2 separate regions of the Homo sapiens genome follow, and region 1 is linked to region 2. Evidence: chromatin loops called from intact Hi-C (ENCODE). Cell type or tissue: endothelial cell of umbilical vein. All regions are shown on one strand. Links, peaks and the distances in the headings refer to the core of each region. The heading gives the core; the rest is flanking DNA.

Region 1 (11,141 bases), core at 1,921-9,920, 170 kb after region 2:
TCTCACTGTGTTGTCCCAGCTGGAGTACAGTGGTGCAACCTTAGCTCACTGCAACCTCCCCCTCCCAGGTACAAGCGATTCTCCTATCTCAGCTTCCTGAGTAGCTGGGAGTACAGGTGCATGCCACCATGCCCAGCTTATTTTTGTATTTTTAGTAAAGATGGGGGTTTCACCATGTTGGCCAGGCTGGTCTCGAATGCCTGACCTCAGGTCATTTCCCTGCCTTGCCTCCCAAAGTGTTGGGATTACAGGCATGAGCCACTGTGCCTGGCCTGCACTAGTCTTGATACCTGTCTCAGTCATCCTGAATAGTCAATGTTAACAGGTGTCAGAATAATTTTTTCTTTTTTCTTTTTCTTATTGCAAATTCTGAACTTTATTCCTCATTTGAACTGTGAAAGTAATTCATCATACCGGCTAGTAGGATCTAAAGATAAAGACTTGATTATGTAGGAAAATGGTATTTTTATCTTTATATTAAAATCTTAATATTAAATTCCCTCTCCTAAAATACATAGTATGGCTTCTGTTTTCACATCAGCCTTAACTAATTAAATCTCAAGAGATGAATAAGTGAGCATTGGGTGATTTCAAATCCCTTTATGATATAATTCATAGCCAACTAGAAATTCTCTTTAGAGAATTTCCCAAACAAGATAAAGGGTGTCTTCAGCAAACATCATATACCTAATGAAGTAGCTTCAGGTCCTAGCATAATAAGGCAATAAAAATAAGCAAAAGGTACAGCAATTACAATGAAATTTTAACAGAGGTCTTTATCAATGACATGACTGCACATATAGAAAAATCCAGGCTAAGCGTGGTAGCTCACGCCTGTAATCCCAGCACTTTGGGAGGCTGAGGCAGGCGGATCACGAGGTCAGGAGATCAAGACCATCCTGGCTAACATGGTGAAACCCCATCTCTACTAAAAATACAAAAAATTAGCCGGGCGTGGTGGTGGGCGCCTGTAGTCCCAGCTACTCGGGAGGCTGAGGCAGGAGAATGGTGTGAACCTGGGAGGTGGAGCTTGCAGTGAGTGGAGATCACACCACTGCACTCCAGCCTGGGCGACAGAGCGACACTCCATCTCAAAAAAAAAAAAAGAAAAATCCAAAAGTATATACGGATACATTTGAAGCCTTAATAAAATATTTGCAAGACAGCCAGAGATTAATCAAATTACAAAATCAGTTGTCTTTCCACATCACAGTAATAAAAATGGAATTTTATAAAAATGCCATTGACAAAAGCTTCAAAAATTATGATATAATTTATCAATATCAAAAAATATGATATAATTTTTGAATATATGGAATATATCTAACTATTAGAGATGTATCTAACAAAAATATGTATATGTCACCTCTATGGAGGAAATTATAAATCTGTATTCAAGGACATTAAAGATGTAAATAGGCTGGGCGCAGTGGCTCACGCCTGTAATGCCAACACTTTGGGAGGCCGAGGCGTGTGGATCACCTGAGGTCAGGAGTTCGAGACCACCCTGGCCAACCTGGTGAAACCCCATCTCTACTAAAAATACAAAAATTAGCTGGGTGTGGTGGCAGGCACCTGTAGTCCCAGCTACTCAGTAGGCCAAGGCAGGAGAATCACTTGAACCTGAGAGATGGAGGTTGCAGTGAGTCGAGATTGCACTATTGCACTCCAGCCTGGGCGACAGACCAAGACTCCGTCTCAAGAAAATAAATAAATAAAAAATAAATAAATCAAGATGTAAATAAACTGAAAAAGAGGCCATGTTGATGAGTTTGAGAACAATATTGTATGAATGCCAATTTTACCCAACAATCTACAGCATCAAAGGAATATGTCATACAATCTCCCGGGTGATTTTTGTGCAATTTGGTAACTCTATTGTAAAATTTATACTGAAGTAGAAATGTTCAAGTATGGTCAAGGCAACCATGAAGAACAATGAATGGCTTTGCAAGATAAAAAGATGTATCATAACATTACAGAAAATATGACCATTTCAGACGGGGCACAGTGGCTCACATCTGTAATCCCCGCACTTTAGGAGGCCGAGGCAGATGGATCACTTAAGGTCAGGAGTTTGAAAGCAGCCTGACCAACATGGTGAAACCCTGTCTCTACTAAAAAATAACAAAAATTAGCTGGGCATCGTGGCATGTGCCTGTAATCTCAGCTGCTCAGGAGGCTGAGGCACAAGAATTGCTTGAACCCAGGAGGTGGAGGTTGCAGTGAGCTAAGATTGTGCCACTGCATTCCACCCAGGGTGACAGAGTGAGACTGTCTCAAATTTTTAAAAATGTGAGAAAATAGGCCCATTTCAATGGTTCACACCTGTAATACCAGCGCTATGGGAGACCGAGGCAGAAGGATTACTTGAGCCCAGGAATTCAAGACCAGCCTGGGCAACATGGTGACACCCCATCTGTACAAAAAACACAAAAATTAGCTGGGCATGGGTGGCTCATGCCTGTAGTCTCAGCTACTTGAGAGGCTGAGGTGGGAGGATCACTTGAGCCCAGGAGGTGGAGGTTGCAGTGAGCCAAGATTGCAGCACTGCACTCCATCCAAGGTGACAAAGTGACACAGTGAGACCTTGTCTGAAAAAAAAAAGTGACAATTATGTATTGACCAAGTGGAACAAAATTGAGTGCCTGGAAATAGACCTCAACCACAGGAAACATCAAGTGTGATAGAGGAAGTGGCAAATAATAAATTTTTCTTTTTATTTATTTTGGGTTTTTATTTATTTAATTTTTTTTGAGACAGTGTCTCTGTCACCTAGGATGGAGTACAATGGTGTGATCAGGGCTCACCACAGTCTCTATTTCTCTGGGCTCAGGCACTCCTCTCATCTCAGCCTCCCAAATAGCTGGGACTACAGGAATGCACCATTATGCTTGGCTAATTTTTTAATTTTTTGTAGAGACAGGTTCTCACTATGTTGCCCAGGCTGGTCTCAAACTTCTGGGCTCAAGCGGTCCTCCCACCTCAACCTCCCAAAGTGTTGGGATTACAGGCATGAGCCACTGGGCCCGGCCAACTTTTCAAAAAATATCTGTGGGCAAAACTTAATGCAATCAAGTTTGCAGTAAGTTTGCAATGAAATTTGACTCCCAGCTCATGCATAAAAGTCAAGTACAGGTAGCTTGAAGGTCTAAATATGACAAAGAAAACAATAGAGCTGTTAGAAAATAATATAGCAGGAAATCGCCATGAATTTGAGGTAGGTAGGATTTCTGAGCAAAACATAAATAACACTATTTATTTATTTGTTTATTTTTATTATTTATTATTATTTTTTTTGAGACAGAGTCGTGCTCTGTCACCCAGGCTGGAGTGCAGTGGCGTGATTTTGGCTCACTGCAACCTCCGCCTCCCAGGTTCAAGCGATTCTCCTGCCTCAGCCTCCGGAGTAGCTGGGACTACAAGCACACCCCACCACGCCCAGCTAATTTTCGAATTTTTAGTAGAGACGGGGTTTTACCATGTTGGTCAGGATGGTCTCGATCTCCTGACCTCATGATCCACCCACCTTGGCCTCCCAAAGTGCTGGGATTACAGGTGTGAGCCACCACGCCCAGCCAATAACACTATTTATAAAGAGAAAGATTGAAAACTTGACCCCTGGCCCAGACACTGAGCTCTACCTCTCTGAGGTCTTGCCTCCACAGGACCTGCACATCCAAAGGTCTTTTCTCCCCAGGACCCTGACATCCTACTCCAGCTCCCATAAGCCATGCTAAGGAGGCTGATTCTCTCCATGTTTCTCTGGCTTCCAAAGGGGAAAACTGAAGGGCACCTGCAGAGCACCTGAAGCCCAGAAGTAAAGGTGACCACTGAGACAAGGAGTGAGGTAGCAGTCATGGGTCTCAGGTCCCTGAAAGGAGAAGGCAGCACCTTTTTGAGAGAAGGTAATGGGTGTTTCCTCTCCATTTGGCTCCAGGGTCCCTTCGGAGTGATGAGTAACTCCATGTGTGGTCCCACCCTCATCTCCACCTCTTGTTGCTCACTCTTGGAGAACTTGTGCCCCTGTCACTCTCACAGTGACTCCTTAGGTAAAAGGTTTATGTTCTACCACATCCTCTTAAGATATATCTCCCACTAACTCCCATCTGGAATCCCCCAGTGCTCAGAGAAGAGTTATTGTCCTGGGAGCAACTGAGGAGGTGACATTGATCTTGGGAATTCTATTTTTTATTTTCACCCTCTCTTTGTGATCGATCACTAGAGAACAGTTACCACGTGCCTGGCTGCAGTGAGTTTTAGGATTCCAGGATCCCAGGTGTAGGAGAATGTACAAAACATTAGGTCACTTGTTTCCTTGGGTGAGAGACAGAGATACCTGTAGGGCCAGCCCCAAACCCCACCTGGTCCTCTCAAGCATTTGTCCCACTCAACACTAGAGGCATCTCTCAAGCTGGAGATCCCAGATCTTGCCCTGGGACAGCTTCATTCCCCCAACCCCCATCCTCTGTGCTGTCTATTAAGTGCAAGAAACAAATGGGGTGAGAGAAGAGGAAATTGCAACCAGAAGCCACAAGATATAGACAGAAGGGCAGAAAAGGAAATTTCCCCACAGCCTCTACCAGGAAATCTGGGCCCCAAGGGCAAGGAAGAGGCCAGGCTGGCCCACCTCAGGGGCACAATGCCCATTCTAATAAAAGTAAAGTAACACAAAATACAGAATTGGATGTAAGAAGGAAAAAAAGAATTGAGGTAAAGAAATTACCATTTTCACATTCAAGAAGGGCTACAGAGTTTGCCTCAAGAGAAAAGTGTGTATATAGTTTATCACTACTTTGTTTTCAAATTAAACTGGTGATAATATTTTTTATTGAGGTGAAATTCAGACGAAAAAATTACTAGTGGTAATTTTGGATGTATAAACTTTTGAAGGATGAGGTGAAGAGGAAGCTAAAATGATGCTGGATAAAAAAAGGAAGATGAACGTTAAGGCTCCCCCTTGTGGAGGATAGAGAAAGCATTTTTAAAAGTTCTGGATTCAGTGGCAATGAGATGAGGATTTGGGGGATGACCTCTTGGACTCAACAACGTGGTACTAGGACACAAAATCCAGTGAAAGACTTTCTGTGGTGGGGATGAATGGTGAATTTTTGCAACACGATGTCTAGCATCCAATTTAACCTACTTCTTATCCTGAAGAGCCATTCCTTTCTGCTGCTCCCAAACCTTGAATGAAGAGTGCTACCCAAAATATACTTGTACAAAGTGCTGGGAAAGGCAGGAAAGAAGTCTTTGTTCTCACGTTTGGGGAAGGGATACCAGCTTGCATATGTCAATCACCCATCACCCTCAGGAACTCTCCCACATATTGTGGTAAGTTGGCAGCTTTGGGTTCTCTGTGATTATTAAGCATGAGAGATCCAGTTACTTTCTGGGGATCTTAAAATCTGAACAGGATGCAAGATTTGGGAATTACTGGTTTGTACCATCAAAACTTAAATCTGCTCTTAAACTCTTGGAATATATCAGCCTGGTGCAGTACAATTTTAACAAATTCAAAGCAGGAGAGGAGGAGCTGAGAACAAAGTTACAACCTGTGACTGAGTTGATGGTATGATAAATTGAGGCAGGAATTATGTGGAGGCAATTATGAAGGACTCCAACTAGGAGAGGTGTGGACTGAGAGAACACCCTGGTAGCTATGAAGTCTTTACTTTTGATTGGGCATCCATTGGATAGATATATTCAGCTTACATTTCTATTATATTTGATTGAAAGTGTTGACAAAAAAAAGTTTTATTTTGGTAAAATAATGCATAACACAAATTTTAACATTTTAACCACTTTTAAATGTATGGTTCAGTGGCACTGAATATATTCATCTTGTTTTACAACTGTCACAACCATCCATTTCCAGAACTTTTTCATCTTTCCATACTGAATCTGTGTACTCATTAAACACTGACTCTCCATTTCCTTCTCATCCCAGCCCTTAGCAAGCGTCATTCTACTTTCTGTATCTATGCATTTGACTATCTCAGTATCTCATATAAGTAGACTCTTATGACATTTGTGCTTTTCTGTCTGGTTTATTTCACCTAGCATAATGTCTTCAAAGTCATACACATTAAAGCATTTGTTAGAACTTCATTCCGTTTTAAAGCTGAATAAGATTTTATTTGATGCATACTACATTTTGTTTCTCCATTTATCCACTGATAGACATTTATGTTGCTTCCATGTTTTGGCTATTGTAAATAATGCTGCTGTGAACATTGGGGTACAAATATCAGACTCCCTGCTTTCAATTCTTTGGGGTATCTACTCAGAAGTGGAATTGTGGAATTGCTGAATTACATAGTAATTACATGCTTTGTTTTTCGAGGAATTTTCATACCATCTTCCATAGTGACTGCACCATTTTACATCCCACCAGCAATGCACAAGGGTTTCAATTTCTCCAAATCTTCACCAATATTTGTTATTATCTGGTTTTGTTTTGTTTTTTAATAGTGGTCATTCTAACGTGTACGAAGTGGTATCTCATAATGGTTTTGATTTGCATTCCTGTAATTATTACTGTTTATAAAATTGTATAAGTATTTATGTGTTGGAAATTATAAATTAGTTTTCAATATTTCAATATTGAGAAGTGTTAAAATAATATGAACTTACTCAACTTACCTTTCAAAATTGGAAGATCTAGCACTCCCCTTATGACAGTGATTAACTGGGGATGAACAAGAACTGCCTCTTTTACTTTGCCACACTTTCTATTCTGTACTTTGGTGGTTCAAGCTATCTCTTCCAATGAAAATTACCCAAACAATAAAGAGGGGAAAAACATAGGATGGAAAAGATAAATTGTCTCAGTCCATTTGGGCTGCTATAACAAAATACCTTAGGCTGGGTGATTTATAAACAACAGAAATTTATTTCTCATAATTCTGGAGGTCGGGAAGTCCAAGATCAAGGTGCCAGCGGATTCAGTGTCTGGAGAGAATTATTTGCTTCCCAGATAGTATCTTTTCGTGGTATCCTCACATGGCAGAAGAGGAAAACACACTTCCTTCTGTTTCTTTTATGAGAACACTAATCCCATTCATGAAGGATGGCACCATTATGGGTTAATCACTTTCCAAAAAGCCCCAACCTTTTAATACCATCACCTTGAGGTTTAAGATTTCAACATATAAATTTTGGGAAGACACACATTTCTATTATAGCATAAATAAAGTATATCAAGAGTTAAAGCATATAGAAAAAAAGCAAATATTGCACTCTCTTTGCTACATGCACTTAGGGAAATTAAAAGAAAAACACCTGAAGTTTATAAAAGTTAAATTCATGAAAAAGAATGAAGAAATTATAAAAGCAGCAAGACATAAACAGATATTGCCTTAAATGGAACCACAATAAGAAAATGATGACTGAATTGTCATGAGAAACTCACCCGCCCTCCAAAGTGGAATGACATCTCCAAAAGGTTAAAAGAAAAATGCAAAGCTAGAATTCTACATTTTGGAAAATTATCCTTCAAAACGAAAGAGAAGGAGTCGTGCTTTTATTATGAAGGAGTAAGCTCCTAGCAGAGTGAACTCACCACAACACAACAAAACAAACAAACAAAAAATCCTTACAAGTTATAAGCTTTGAATGGGGAAAAAAAACTACTTGGGAAATGGGATAAAAGAAAATAGATTCTGGAACGGGAGTCAATATTTGGGGAAAGGCACCAACAAGGAATAAATAGCTTTATTCCAATGGTAGGTCAGAGCTACAGTGCAGAAAGTGGCTGCTAAAATTCTAATACAACTCCTTCCATCTTTCTGGACTGAGAAACAAGGGATGAAGCCCAGGGCAACTAGGAACACTGAAACAACAGGTAACAATTCTGGAAAGGGAAGAGCTAGGGAAAAGGAACTCCAGCTTCTGAGTATAAATGCTTTCCATTTCAAATATAATGAGGTGAGGCTAGGACTTAAAGGATGTGAAAATGCATACTATGCAAATACTAGTCAAAAGAAAACTGGAATGGCTATGTTAATAGCAGACAAAGTACACTTAAGAGCAAAGAAAATCACAGGAACAAAAAGTGATGTTACATAATGTAAAACAGTTGATTCAGCCAACTGCGGTGGCTCACGCCTATAATCCCAGCACTTTGGAGGCTGAGGCGGGTGGATCACCTGAAGTCAGGAGTTCAGGACCAGCCTGACTTACATGGTGAAACCTTGTCTCTACTAAATACAAAAAAAACTAGCCAGGCGTGATGGTGCGTGCCTGTAATCCAAGCTATTTGGGAGGCTGAGGCAGGAGAATCACTTGTACCTGGGAGGCGGAGGTTGCAGTGAGCCAAGATCGCGCCATTGCACTCCAGCCTGGGCAAAAAGAGCGAAACTCTGTCTCAAAAAAAAATTTTTTTTAAGTTGATTCTTTAAGAAGACATGAGAATTCTTAATATGTATGCACCTAACGACAGAGTTTAAAAATACATGCAGCAAAAACTGATGAAACTGAGAGGAGAAACTGACAAATCCAACATTAGGATCAGAGACTTCAACATTCCTCTCTCAGTAATAGACTGAGCTGGTAGACAAAAAAGTTACCAGCTATAAAACTGAACACCATTGGACAACTATGTCTAATTGCCATTTAATATTCGTCCCATAACAGGGCAATACACATTCTTTCTAAGCACACATGGAGCATTCACCAAGATAGACCAGTGTCATCAAGCAAACTTAACCAATATAAAAGACTCTCACGGTTGGTGAAAGTGAAAGTTAGTTCAGCCATTGTGGAAGACAGTGTGGCGATTCCTCAAAGACCTAAACATAGAAATACCATTCGACTCAGCAATCCCATTCCTAGGCATATACCCAAAGGAATATAAATCATTCTATTACAAAGACACATGCATGCATACATTCACTGCAGCACTATTCACAATAGCAATGACATGGAATCAACCTAACTGCCTATCAGTGGTAGACTGGATAGAGAAAATGTGGTACATATACACCATGGAATACTAAGCAGCCATAAAAAAGAATGAGATTATGTCCTTTGCAGGGACATGAGTGGAGCTGGAGACCATTATCCTCAGCAAACTATCACAAGAAGAGAAAACCAAATACCACATGTTCTCACTTGTAAGTGGGAGCTAAATGATGAGAACACATGGATACATAGAGGTGAGCAACACACACTGGGGCCTTTCAAAGGGTGGAAGGTGGGAGGAGGGAGAGGATGAGGAAAATAACTAATGGGTACTAGGCTTAATATCTGGGTGATGCAATAATCTGTACAACAAACTCCCATGACACTTTACCTATGTAACAAACCTGCACTTGTGCCCCCTGAACTTAAAAGTTAAAAAAAATCATATCAAGCATGTGTATTTATTAAAATGGAACTTAAAAAGAAAGTAGTAACAATTTGTTTAAAAATAAAAAACCAGTAAAATCTGCAATCACTTAGAAATTAAACAACACACTTCTAAGCAATCCGTGAATTCAAAGGAAATCTCAGGGGAAAGAAGGAAATATTTTGAACTAATATAAAAATACAACATAACAAAACTTTTGTGGTGCAGCAAAAGTGATTAAAGGGAAAATGCAGAACCAGTGGATACAGAAGGCTGACTGTACGATATTAAAAGCAAAAAAAACCCCACCAAAACTGAGAATGAGCTATTGATACGTGTAACAACGTGGATAAACTGGGAAAACCACACTGAAGAAATGAAAGCAGACCCTAAAGCAAATATGTTTGGTTCCAGTTATACGATGCACAGAACCTGACAATACAGGTATTGCCTTCTTGTATATGGACAGAAGGAGAATCACTTGAACCTGGGAGGCAGAAGTTGCAGTGAGCTGAGATTTTGCCATTGCACTCCAGCCTGGGCAACAAGATAGAAACTCTGTCTCAAAGAAAAAAAAAAAAGACATAATTTTTGTCTACAAACTCTCACAGAGGCATTAAAGAGTAAAATCAGTTATGTTGTATTGTTTCATAAAAGTTTTACTTATTTTGTAACAATTGTATTGGATAATAATCACAATGAGGTAGAGTTTTAACTGGAAAACAAATGCTGCCTCTCTGTGCCTATATGGATAGGGAAGCTGAGGAGACCAGAAATTCAAGTGTTAAGAAGGTAACTTTTGGCAGCCAGGCACGGTGGCTCATACCTGTAATGCCAGCACTTTGGGAGGCCAATGCAGTGGATTGCTTGAGGTCAGGAGTTCGAGACCTGGCCAACATGGTAAAACCCCATCTCTACTAACATACAAAAAAAAAAAATTAACTGGATGTGGTGGCAGGCACCTGTAATCCCAGCTACTAGGGAGGCTGAGGCAGGAGAATTGCTTGAACCCCAGAGGTGGAGGTTGCAGTGAACGGAGATTGTGCCACTGAACTCCAGCCTGTGCAACAGAGTGAGACTCTGTCTCAAAAAAAAAAAAAAAAAAAAAAGGTAACTTTTGGGTAATGGGTAATGGGGGTATAAGACCGAAAGTACATTCCCTTCACAGGGCTGGAGATGGTGGATGGAGAGGGAAGAGAAGGGCAGGTGGAGAGGGGATGGGGTGCAGATGGGGATGCAGGTGTGGTGGGGCAAGACTCACAAGCAGAGGGGAATAAGTAGAAGGGGTATGGGGCAGGAAGGAAAAGAGGGGTAGTCAGTGGGATGTGAGCTTCCAGAAAGAAGCTGACAGTGATGTCCTGCATGTGTCCCACAGGGCTAAGTGTCCACACCTCAGTTCTGTCTTGAGCGGGAGGGGCTCAGCCAGGCCTCTCAGCCCTGCTCTGCTGGGGGCCTCCACACCTGCAGAGCCAACATGGGCCTCAGATCAGCACCAGCCACTTCAGTTCTAATTCCAGGTGGGGCTGAGCTGTCCTGGGGCAGGACAGCTCAGCCCCACCTGGAACTCAGGAGCTTCCTGGAGACAGGCAGTCCGGCTCACCTGGTATAGTAGATCCAGGTGAGGCCATAGGTGAGGAGGAAGCCAGCCCCCATGAGAGCCCCCCTGATCAGGGTGAGGACGAGGGGCCAGGAGCCCTGCTGTTTCTCAGTTACACATATGCAGGAAGAGGAGCTTCCTGGGAGAAAGGAGAAGGTAAGGTGCTGTTACCAGGCCTCAGTCCCTCCCACCAACCTGAATACCTCACCGGGC
Region 2 (9,457 bases), core at 1,458-9,457:
ACAGCTGCATGTAGAGAGGTGCCCTCCTATCTGATCTATCTCCTAGGGAGACACTAGTTGTCAGGTTTTGTGGAACCTCTTGGACAGGAAGAGAGGACTTCCTTCAGTTGGAGGTGGGGAGGAGATAAGGGTAAGCATTTCCTCCTACTCCTCCTAGAAGCCGAAGGCATGCAGAAGGGACAGGGCTTGTGTCCTTCCTGTTCCCCTGCTCAGCCAGTCCTCCAGGATATCAAGTGTCCTCAGCTCCAGCTGTCCTGTCCCCACCACACCCTCAGGAACCCAGGCATCCTGGCCCAGCACTCATAGGAGACATTGAGCTGGATGGTTCTCTCTGCAGTCACACCAGCTCTGAGAAACTTCACCTGACAGGTCAGGTTGGTGCCATGGTCCTGGAGCCTTGAGGTGATTGTGAACGCCAAGGAATGGGTGGTCCTGGGGCTCAGAGAAGTGGGGGCAGCTGACATCCAGGAAATGATAAGGGGGTGTCTCCTGCTTATAGGCCCAGCGCACAGATCAGGTCAGGTTTCAGAGGTGGCTGGACTCTAGGGTCTCCAGGATGAGAATGTTGGGTATATGAGTCAGGGTTAGTGAGGAGATGGGGGGCATGCAGGATCAAAAGGGTAGGTCCAAGGTGAAGCCCTGGGGGAAGCTCAGGCTCTGGTCTAGCTCCTCCCCCAAACCCCCGGCATGCTTTATGCCCAACTCCCTCCCAGGACAGGGACCCCATCCCAGCCCTACCCTGCCCTGCAGCCCCTTTGACTTTCCCCTGTGGTCAGTCCTGGAGCTGGTTTCTTACCAGTCACACACAAAGAGAACTGGGGAGATTATAACCTGTATTTGGTACTTCCTCTCTCCACCTGAAAGAAATGTGAACCATTGTTCACCTCCTTCTGGCATCTATGATACTCTGGGAGCAGTTGTTCCTCTGGGGATTCCTGAAGAGGCAGAAAAGGCCCAGGGTCTCCTCCTTCATTTTTCAATTTGGGTTGTTTGTGGGCTCTGAAGTGTCCCAGAATTCCTTGCCTCCTTCCCGGAACCAGTAGTCATGAACAGAGTTATTCGTGTAGTAGGGTGGAGATAGGAGAATGAGCAAGGCATGAGGGTGCACAGACACTCCTGTACAGTCACAGACTCCTGCACTTCCAGCTAGAAAACTGCATCCTGAGCCAGGGCTCCAGTGGAGAAACGAGGGTCAGCTCAGTTCAGCCCCAGAGTCCCTCTCCCCATGGCCCACTCACCTATCCACTGCAGGGGCAGCAGCGTCTCTTAGGCAGAGGGTTCCTGGACTCCCTGTGTAATGAGAGAAGGGGAAGGGATTGGAGGGGAAGGTTTGAGGGCCCATTGGAGGCTGAGGAGAAGCAGGAGGACTTGGCGGTTCACAGAAGAAAAACCTCAGACCTACACGTGGTCAGAGCTCATCCCCTCTGCACAGAGCAGAGGGAGACTCCAGAGACCTCCCCAGAGGGGAGCAAATAAGGAGCAGAGATCTTATATTTCCTCTCATCTGAGAGCTTCCCTCCACCACCAGAGCCTGGACTAGGATCTCTGGGGACATCTGAGGCATGGGACACTCATGAGGGTCTAAGGTTCTCCCACCCTGAGGTGCTTTTTTGTGCACCACCGTTTATACCTGGGAACATGTCACTCCTGGTCTGGTCCCAGAGAGTCACAACCTCATCTAGAGTCATGAGGAAGTCAGTCCTGCAGGATGGAGGATTCTGTAGGTTCTGTGGGAGTGTCTGGGACAGTGAAAAGAAGAAGGGTCCTGGGTGCAGTGTGGGTGGTAGCCATTCACTCATTCATACATTCATTCATTCACCAAACACACAGTGAGCATCTGTGTGTCAGTGGGGCTGGAGAAAAGATGCCAGGGACCTGGTCCCCACCCTTGAGATGGCCCCCACCCATAGCCTCATGTCCTCACCATACACACACACACACACACACACACACACACTGGCTTTAGAGCTGTGGACACTGGTGAATTTGCCGTATGTCATGGTAGAATTCTAGGTGGTTTTTTTTGAGACTGAGTCTCGCTCTGTCGCTCATGCTGGAGTGCAGTGGTGCAATCTTAGCTCACTGCAACCTCTGCCTCCTGGGTTCAAGTGATTCTCCTGCCTCAGCCTCCTGAGTAGCTCCTGAGTAGCTGGGATTACAGGTGTCTGCCACCACACCCAGCTAATTTTTGTATTTTTTTTTAAGTAGAAATGGGGTTTCACCATGTTGGTCAGGCTCGTCTCGAACTCCTGACCTCATGATCCACCTGCCTCGGCCTACCAAAGTGCTGGGACCACAGGCATGAGCCACCACGCCCGGCCAATACTAGGTATTTTAAAAAAACTTGAGTACTGAATTTTTTTCCCTGACAACTGGTATGCTGATTTACAAAATTTGAATGACATCTTCAGAATAAGAACCATGCAGGATCTTCTTGTAAACCAAAAGGAAGGACACATATTCTATGGACTGCAGTGCAGAAGAAACTTCTTTTCCATGGATGTTGCCATTCTGTGTAGTGTGGACAGAAGTGATTTATTTGAGGTCCTCTTCATAGAGATTAGCATTTCCTTTCATGTAAAAATATGCTGCTCACAGTTAAATGAGGCTCATAAGACATAATATTTTCAGACAACATGAGTATACAGACAAAATTAAAATTTTAGGTTCCATTTTTCATGTTTATGGCTATTTGTATTTTTCTTTTCTTTTTTCTTTACTTTTTTTTTTTTTTTTTTTTTTGAGATGAAGTTTTGCTCTTGTTGCCCAGGCTGGAGTGCAATGGCACGATCTCGGCTCACCACAACCTCTGCATCCCAGGTTCAAGCAATTCTCCTGCCTCAGCCTCCTGAGTAGCTGGGATTACAAGCATGCGCCACCATGCCTGGCTAATTTTGTATTTTTAGTAGAGACAGGGTTTCTCCATGTTGGTCAGGCTGGTCTCGAACTCCCGACCTCAGGTGATCCGCCCACCTCGTCCTCCCAAAGTGCTAGGACTACAGGTGTGAGCCACCGCGTCCGGTCTCTATTTTTCTTTCATGAGTTGCTTGTTTGGGCATTGACATGCATTTATAATTGTCTTGTTGGAATTTAGTTTTTCTGGTGTTTCCTAATCCTCTTCCTCCCTCTTGTCTATGAAGAGTCTCAGACAATGTGGTCATGCTGTTCTCTTATCTGAGGATTTGGAAATTTGCCTCGCTAAATCATATGACACATATCTGACTATACCCGGGTGTGACCTTCCTGACAGTCACACAGTTAAATGTCCTGGCCAATACCTTTAAGTTTCAAAATAAATAAATAAATAAAAATCAAAATAAAAAACTTAATGGATAAAAAGCAATTTTAGGTTCAGCTACGTGATTTTCCATCTCACTCTGTATCGTATGCATCCAACGAACTCTTGAAATCTAGGACATAATACTATTTGGCACCATATATTAGTAAAATATTTATTACAGTATTATCTAGATAAATGCTCATTTGTCCTTATTAACATGGAGAGCTATTTGTATCTTCACTTACTATATAAATAATTGAGGTTTTAATAAGTAATATAATACCTTGTTGTAAGTTATTTTAAAGTTAAGAATATGGCTTGGATTCCTTGGATTCATTCACTCGGTGTAATGCATTTGAGACTCAGCTATGTGATTGGGTATATATATGAATAATTTGTTTTTGTTTTTAAATTGCTGACTCATACTTCATTGTTTTCCACAGATCCCCCATTTTGTATATATTCACTGTTTGACAGATACTCAGAATGTTTCCAGGTTTTGGTGAATATAATATAAAGCTAGTACAAATATTCCCATGCAGATTTCTGTGTGTGGACACTAGTTTTTTTTTCTCTTGCATAAATACCTAGGAGTTGGGTGCTTAGTCACATGTGTAAGTTATAAGAAATCGCAGCTGGGTGCGGTGGCTCACGCCTGTAATCCCAGAACTTTGGGAGGCTGAGGCGGGTGGATCATTTGAGGTCAGGAGTTCAAGACCAGCCTGGCCAACATGGCGAGACCCCATCTCTACTAAAAATACAAAAATTAGCTAGGTGTGGTGGGTGCCTGCTATCCCAGCTACTCAGGAGACTGAGGCAGGTGAATCGCTTGAAACTGGGAGACGGAGGCTGCAGTGAGCCGAGATCGTGCCACTGCACTTCAGCCTGGGCGACACAGTGAGACTCTGTCTAAAAAAAGAAAAAGAAAAAGAAATTGTCAAAGTGTTCTCCAAAGTGTGAGTGCCACTTCATATCCCCACCAGCAAAACATGTGAGTTCTGGTTGCTCTACATTCTCATTAATATTTGGTATTATCAGGAATGTGTAAAATTTATTTTTCTTTTGGTTTGGTTTTGTAGCCATTCTAATAGGTATGTACTGCCACCTCATTCTAGTTCTAATCCACGATTTCATAAGAGCAAATGGCGTTGGGAATGTTTCCATTCATGTGATTATTTGCCATGAGTTTTTCTTCTTTGATGAGGAGGCTGATCAAATCTTTAGTGCTTTTTAAAATCCGTCTTAAAATACACATAACAAAAATTACCATTTTAATCATTTTTCAGTGCACAGGTAAGTGGCATTAAGTACTTTCACACTCTTATGCAATTATCAACCATTGATCTCCAGAAATGTCTTCATCTTGCCAAATTGAAACTCTGTACCCACTGAAAGATAACTCCCTATTCCGTCCTGCTCCCAGCCCACGGCAGCCAACTTTCTACTTTCTGTCTATGAATTTGCCTATTCTAGATACCTCCTATAAGTGGAATCATACAGTATTGGTAACTTTTGTGACTGGCTAATTTCATGTGGCATAGTGTCTCCAAGCTTCATCTAAGTTGCAACACGTGTCAGAATCTCCTTCTTTTTAAGGTATTTCATTGTATGTATATAATATAGAGGCTTTTGACCAGTGTAGCTCATCCTGAATTATCGAGTTGATCCTTAAATCCAATCAGAAGTGTCTTGCTGGGAGAGGAACAGATGGAGATTTGATGTACACAGAAGGCGGCGGTGTCTGGGCAAACCCATCACCTCAAATGCATCTCACCACCAGGGGGAGCCATAGAGTTGTGCGATGCATCCACCCTAATCTTTGTACAACCTCCTGTGGATAGGAGTAAGAAGTGGATAGAGAGGGTGAGAGGCAGGAGCCTCCAGTCAGCTTCCAAAGATGGGAGTGAGATGGAAAATAACAAGAATGACATTAACAATAACAATAACATTACAAATAACATTAAGTTATAACAGCTACCTCTTGTGGCAAAAACCAGAGTAGGGGGCTGTGAGAAACCCACCTTATGTACAGCGCCTCAGAGATCCCAACTTAACATTTTTTGTGATCTCCAAGATAGATAGACAGGAAGGAGTGGCTGTTCATTAGCATTCGCTCTGGCTGTGCCAGGCAGAACTTTGCCCTGGGAGGGACTATGACGTTCTGCTCTCTTAATAAAAAGGTACAAAGCTGGGCTCCAGAAATAGACTGAGGGGCCTCTTGGGTCTGCTCCCCAGGCTGCTTCCTGTCCATAGGTGAGCAGTGGATGCTGCCACTCCTGACTGGAGAGACAGGGTTTCAGAAGAAATTCTCCAAGTTATGGGGGATCCCGGATGGGATGGGTCAGGTCTAGCTCTGGGGTCTGCTTAAGGGAATGAGAGTGAGTCTTTGAAGCTCAAGGCACCCTCCAAACCTGCACTCCTCTCCTAACAGCAGGGTCCTCATGAGGGTGTCGTTGCATGAGACAGTAAGGGTCATGCCATGGGCTCTGAATGAAACCAGTTCTGCCATCTTCATCCTGATTGTTCAGACTAGGCATCACTGACCATGCACAGTCTAGATGGAGGGAGGTACATGTTTCTTCAGGGACATGGCACAATGCTGTGTCTAAAAGGAATGCTTCATGTTGGTGCAGCCAAATGGAGCTGATCGGACGCTCTCTGTGGCTGTGGTTGCTGGTCTCCTCTCAGTATCCACTCTCTCTTTTTCCTTAGTAATAAGGACCTCAGACATGAGAACCCAGCTAAGAAGGATTCTACGTTCTACACTTTCTTCTGTAGTTTTTTCTGAACAGCCCTATGAAGAGGAAACATTTTACATCCCTATTAAAAACAATTTCTTTTTCTTTTTAATTTTTGTGGGTACATAGTAGTTGTAGACCCTAAGATTCTTTTAAATTTATTTAAATTTTTTATTTCTTAACCTTTATTTTAGGTTCGGGGTACACGTGCAGATTTGTTATATAGGTAAACTTGTGTCATGGAAGTTTTTTGTACAGATTATTTCATTACCCAGGTACTATGCCTAGTACCCAATAGCTATTTTTTCTGCTCCTCTCCCTCCTCTTACTGTCCACCCTCAAGGAGGCCCCAGTGTCTGATGTTCCCCTCTATGTGTCCAAGTGTTCTCCTCTTTTAACTGCCACTTATAAGTGAGAACATGCGGCATTGGTTTTCTGTTTCTGTGTTAATTTTCTAAGGTAATGTCCCCATTTTACAGGTGTAGAAAGCAAAGCTTAGCGGAGATAGGAAACTTAACTGAGATCACGTGGCAGGTAAGTGGCAGCATTAGGTTCAAACCAGACAGTGTGACCAGGAATCCCCCCTCTTAACCATGGTCTTTCCTCAAACAGCCTGTACAGCCTTTGACCCAGCAGTCCTCAGTAATTTGGGGGCAGTGCACAAGACCATCCTCACTTCTAACTCCAGCTTCACACTCAGGGGTCCCCTGATCACCTTCAGTTTCGACAGTTCACAAGTAGGACTCACAGAACTCACTGAAAGCTCTTATTCTCATGTTATGTCTCATTACAGCAAAAGGATACAGATTAAAGTCAGCCAAGGGGAGAAGAGCATGGGGCAGGGTCCAGTGAATTCCAAATGTGTAGTTTCCAGTTGTCCCCTCCCAGTACAATCACAGACAGCAGTAATTCCTCCTTACATGACGTGTGACAACATGCATAGAGTGTCACCAACCAGGGACACTCACCTAAGCCTTGATGCCCAGGGTTTTTATTGTGGCTTTGCCATGTAGATATGGATGGCTGTTCACATGGCTGATCTTAGCTTCAGCTGCTCTAGAGATAGAGCTGACAACAGTGACCCAAAGTCCCTACCATTAGTCATATTATTAGACTATTTGGTGGTCATATTATTAGACGAATATAACTATTTAGTCATATTATTATGAATATTAGTCATATTATTGGGCAAGGCACTAAGGTAAATAAAGACATTCCTATCAGGTGAGATATTCCAGGGGCTTAGAGTTCCCTCCCAGTAGCTGAGAGCAAAGTCCAGACCTCTATTTAAGTAGGGTTGAGTTCTTTCCTGTGCAAGTTCACCTCTGGGATTAATCACGGATCTACAAATGGGACTAGGCAAAAGCTGTTCATGCTGCTGTGTACAAAAAAAAGTGGGCCAGGCATGGTGGCTCACGCCTGTAATCCCAGCACTTTGGGAGGCCAAGGTGGGTGGATCACGAGGTCAGAGATTGAGACCATTCTGAACAACATGGGGAAACCCCATCTCTACTAAAACACAAAGAATTAGCCAGGCGTGGTGGTGTGTGCCTGTAGTCCCAGCTACTTGGGAGGGTGAGACAGGGGAATCGCTTGAACCTGGGAGGTGGAGGTTGAGTGAGCCGAGATTGTGCCACTGCACTCCAGCCTGGCGACAGAGGAAGACTCTATCTCAAAAAAAAAAAAAAAAAAAAAAAGAACTCTAATATAAACTGTGGGCTTTGGGTGCTAATATTGCGTCAACGTGAGCTCATCAAATGCAATGAATGTACCACTGTGGTGGGGCTGTTGATAATGGGGGTGGCTGTGCATGCGGGAGGGCAGGTGATATATGAAAAACCTCTGTACCTTCCTCTGAATTTTGCTGTAAACCTAAAACTGCTCTAAAATATCGTGTTTTTTAATTGAAAGAACCCGGCCTGGCCCAGTGGCTCATGCCTGTAATCCCAACACTTGGGATGCCAAGGGGGATGGATCACTTGAACCCAGGAGTTGAAGACCAGCCTGGCCAACATGGCAAAATCCCGTCTCTACTAAAAATACAAAAAATATTAGCCCGATGTGATGGCACATGCCTGTAATCCCAGCTACTCTGGAGGCTGAGGCATGAGAATCACTTGAACTCAGGAGGCAGAGGTTGCAGTGAGCCTGGATCACACTACTGACCTCCAGCCTGGAGGACAGAGTGAGACTCTGTCTGGAAAAAAAAAAACAAAACTTAAAGGACATAAATGATTGCAAATAGAGGATTGGTTGAATAACTCAACCCATATCCAATCCAGTGGAATACTACACAGCCATGAATAATGAACAGTGATGGTGCAAAGCCATGCTTCTCCCATGAGAGTCCAGGACCTGAGGCAGAATGTGGGGAGTGCTTCAAGGGAGCTAAAGCCAGAAGATCCACTTTGTATATATTTCAGAGGCACCATTTACACGGTAATACTGGGGCAGGCCAATTAACTAACATCAGTGGTAACGAATGCGTTATTTTCCTATTAAAACTAACATGGAGGTGTCTGGCTGTAGGCTGCAAATATTCATATGGGTTTTCAGGGCACAGAAGACTTCAAAGATATTTTCTAAACCAGTAGACATCCAGAGGTGCATATTCACCTTACTCTGACAAAACTTGGGTTTAACATTTGAAAAGCCCTAATAAAAACAAAAATTTAATGATATAATTCTGCTCTAATAAAAGAGATTCATATGTGCATGCGTATGCCAGCTATAACATACCCAAACTGAAAAGACACATAGAAAACAGCTGGTTGTATCTCTGGGTGGTTTTAAAAAACGGTATTCTTTAAATGACAATAAATAATTTTATATTTATTTTACATACTTATATAGTTATACATATAAAATATATGTATAAATATGTAAATGTTAATAATATTACATAAATATGTAAGTATGTAAATCAAAAATTTTTATAATAAATTCAAATTCACTCCTTTTATAATTTAAAAAGTAGGGTGTGTTATCAAAATGAAAGACAAACACATTCCCAAGTACGGTTAGAAAGACCTTGTCAATTGGACATTTCTGAGTTGTTCTTTCCCTCTCTCTCTCTCTCTCTCTCTGTTTCTGTGTCTTCCCTCTGTATCTCACTCTGCCTGCATTTTTTTTTATGTCCCTGTCTGTCTGTCTCTCTGTCAGGTTTCAAGGGGCCCATACCTCATTACTTCTGTGCACAACTCCCCTGTCCTGGATCCCTGTTTTTAGAAACAGCCTGACCCTCCAACAACAAAGTGTCAACCTAAATAACAAACAGAGAGAAGCTCTCTAAAAGAAAATGATATGTATTCAGGAATGGGGCATTGCAATGGGAATCTGGGTGCTATAGTAAACTACGTGCATATTCAGGGAGGTAAAAGAACACAAAGGGTTTTCAATGGAAAAATGAGGAGGACCCCATAAATGGTTTGAGATAATT

Evidence for each region. Peaks named below come from ENCODE experiments on the same cell type or tissue, not always from the same donor. Only the 100,000 strongest peaks of a DNase experiment are listed, where the experiment ranks them.
Region 1: it touches region 2 in a loop (19-fold over the local background); 9 of 110 quality-filtered maps call a loop at or near these places.

Annotation. Positions count from the first base shown.
Region 1 is chr19:51,632,606-51,643,746 of GRCh38, forward strand. SIGLEC14 (sialic acid binding Ig like lectin 14) reads right to left here. Exons shown (of 7, transcript NM_001098612.3): 6 at 10,932-11,067; 7 at 6,873-10,792. The coding sequence ends at 10,750. Among named protein-coding and RNA genes, the nearest start is that of SIGLEC5, 7.8 kb to the left of the region's middle. In endothelial cell of umbilical vein, for the core only: a CTCF peak has its summit at 4,953 (motif pointing left); no DNase peak of the experiment used is centred there; H3K27me3 peaks cover 274 bases.
Region 2 is chr19:51,468,057-51,477,513 of GRCh38, forward strand. It overlaps the pseudogene SIGLEC26P. Among named protein-coding and RNA genes, the nearest start is that of CEACAM18, 5.8 kb to the right of the region's middle. In endothelial cell of umbilical vein, for the core only: a CTCF peak has its summit at 5,042 (motif pointing right); a DNase peak (open chromatin) is centred at 5,055.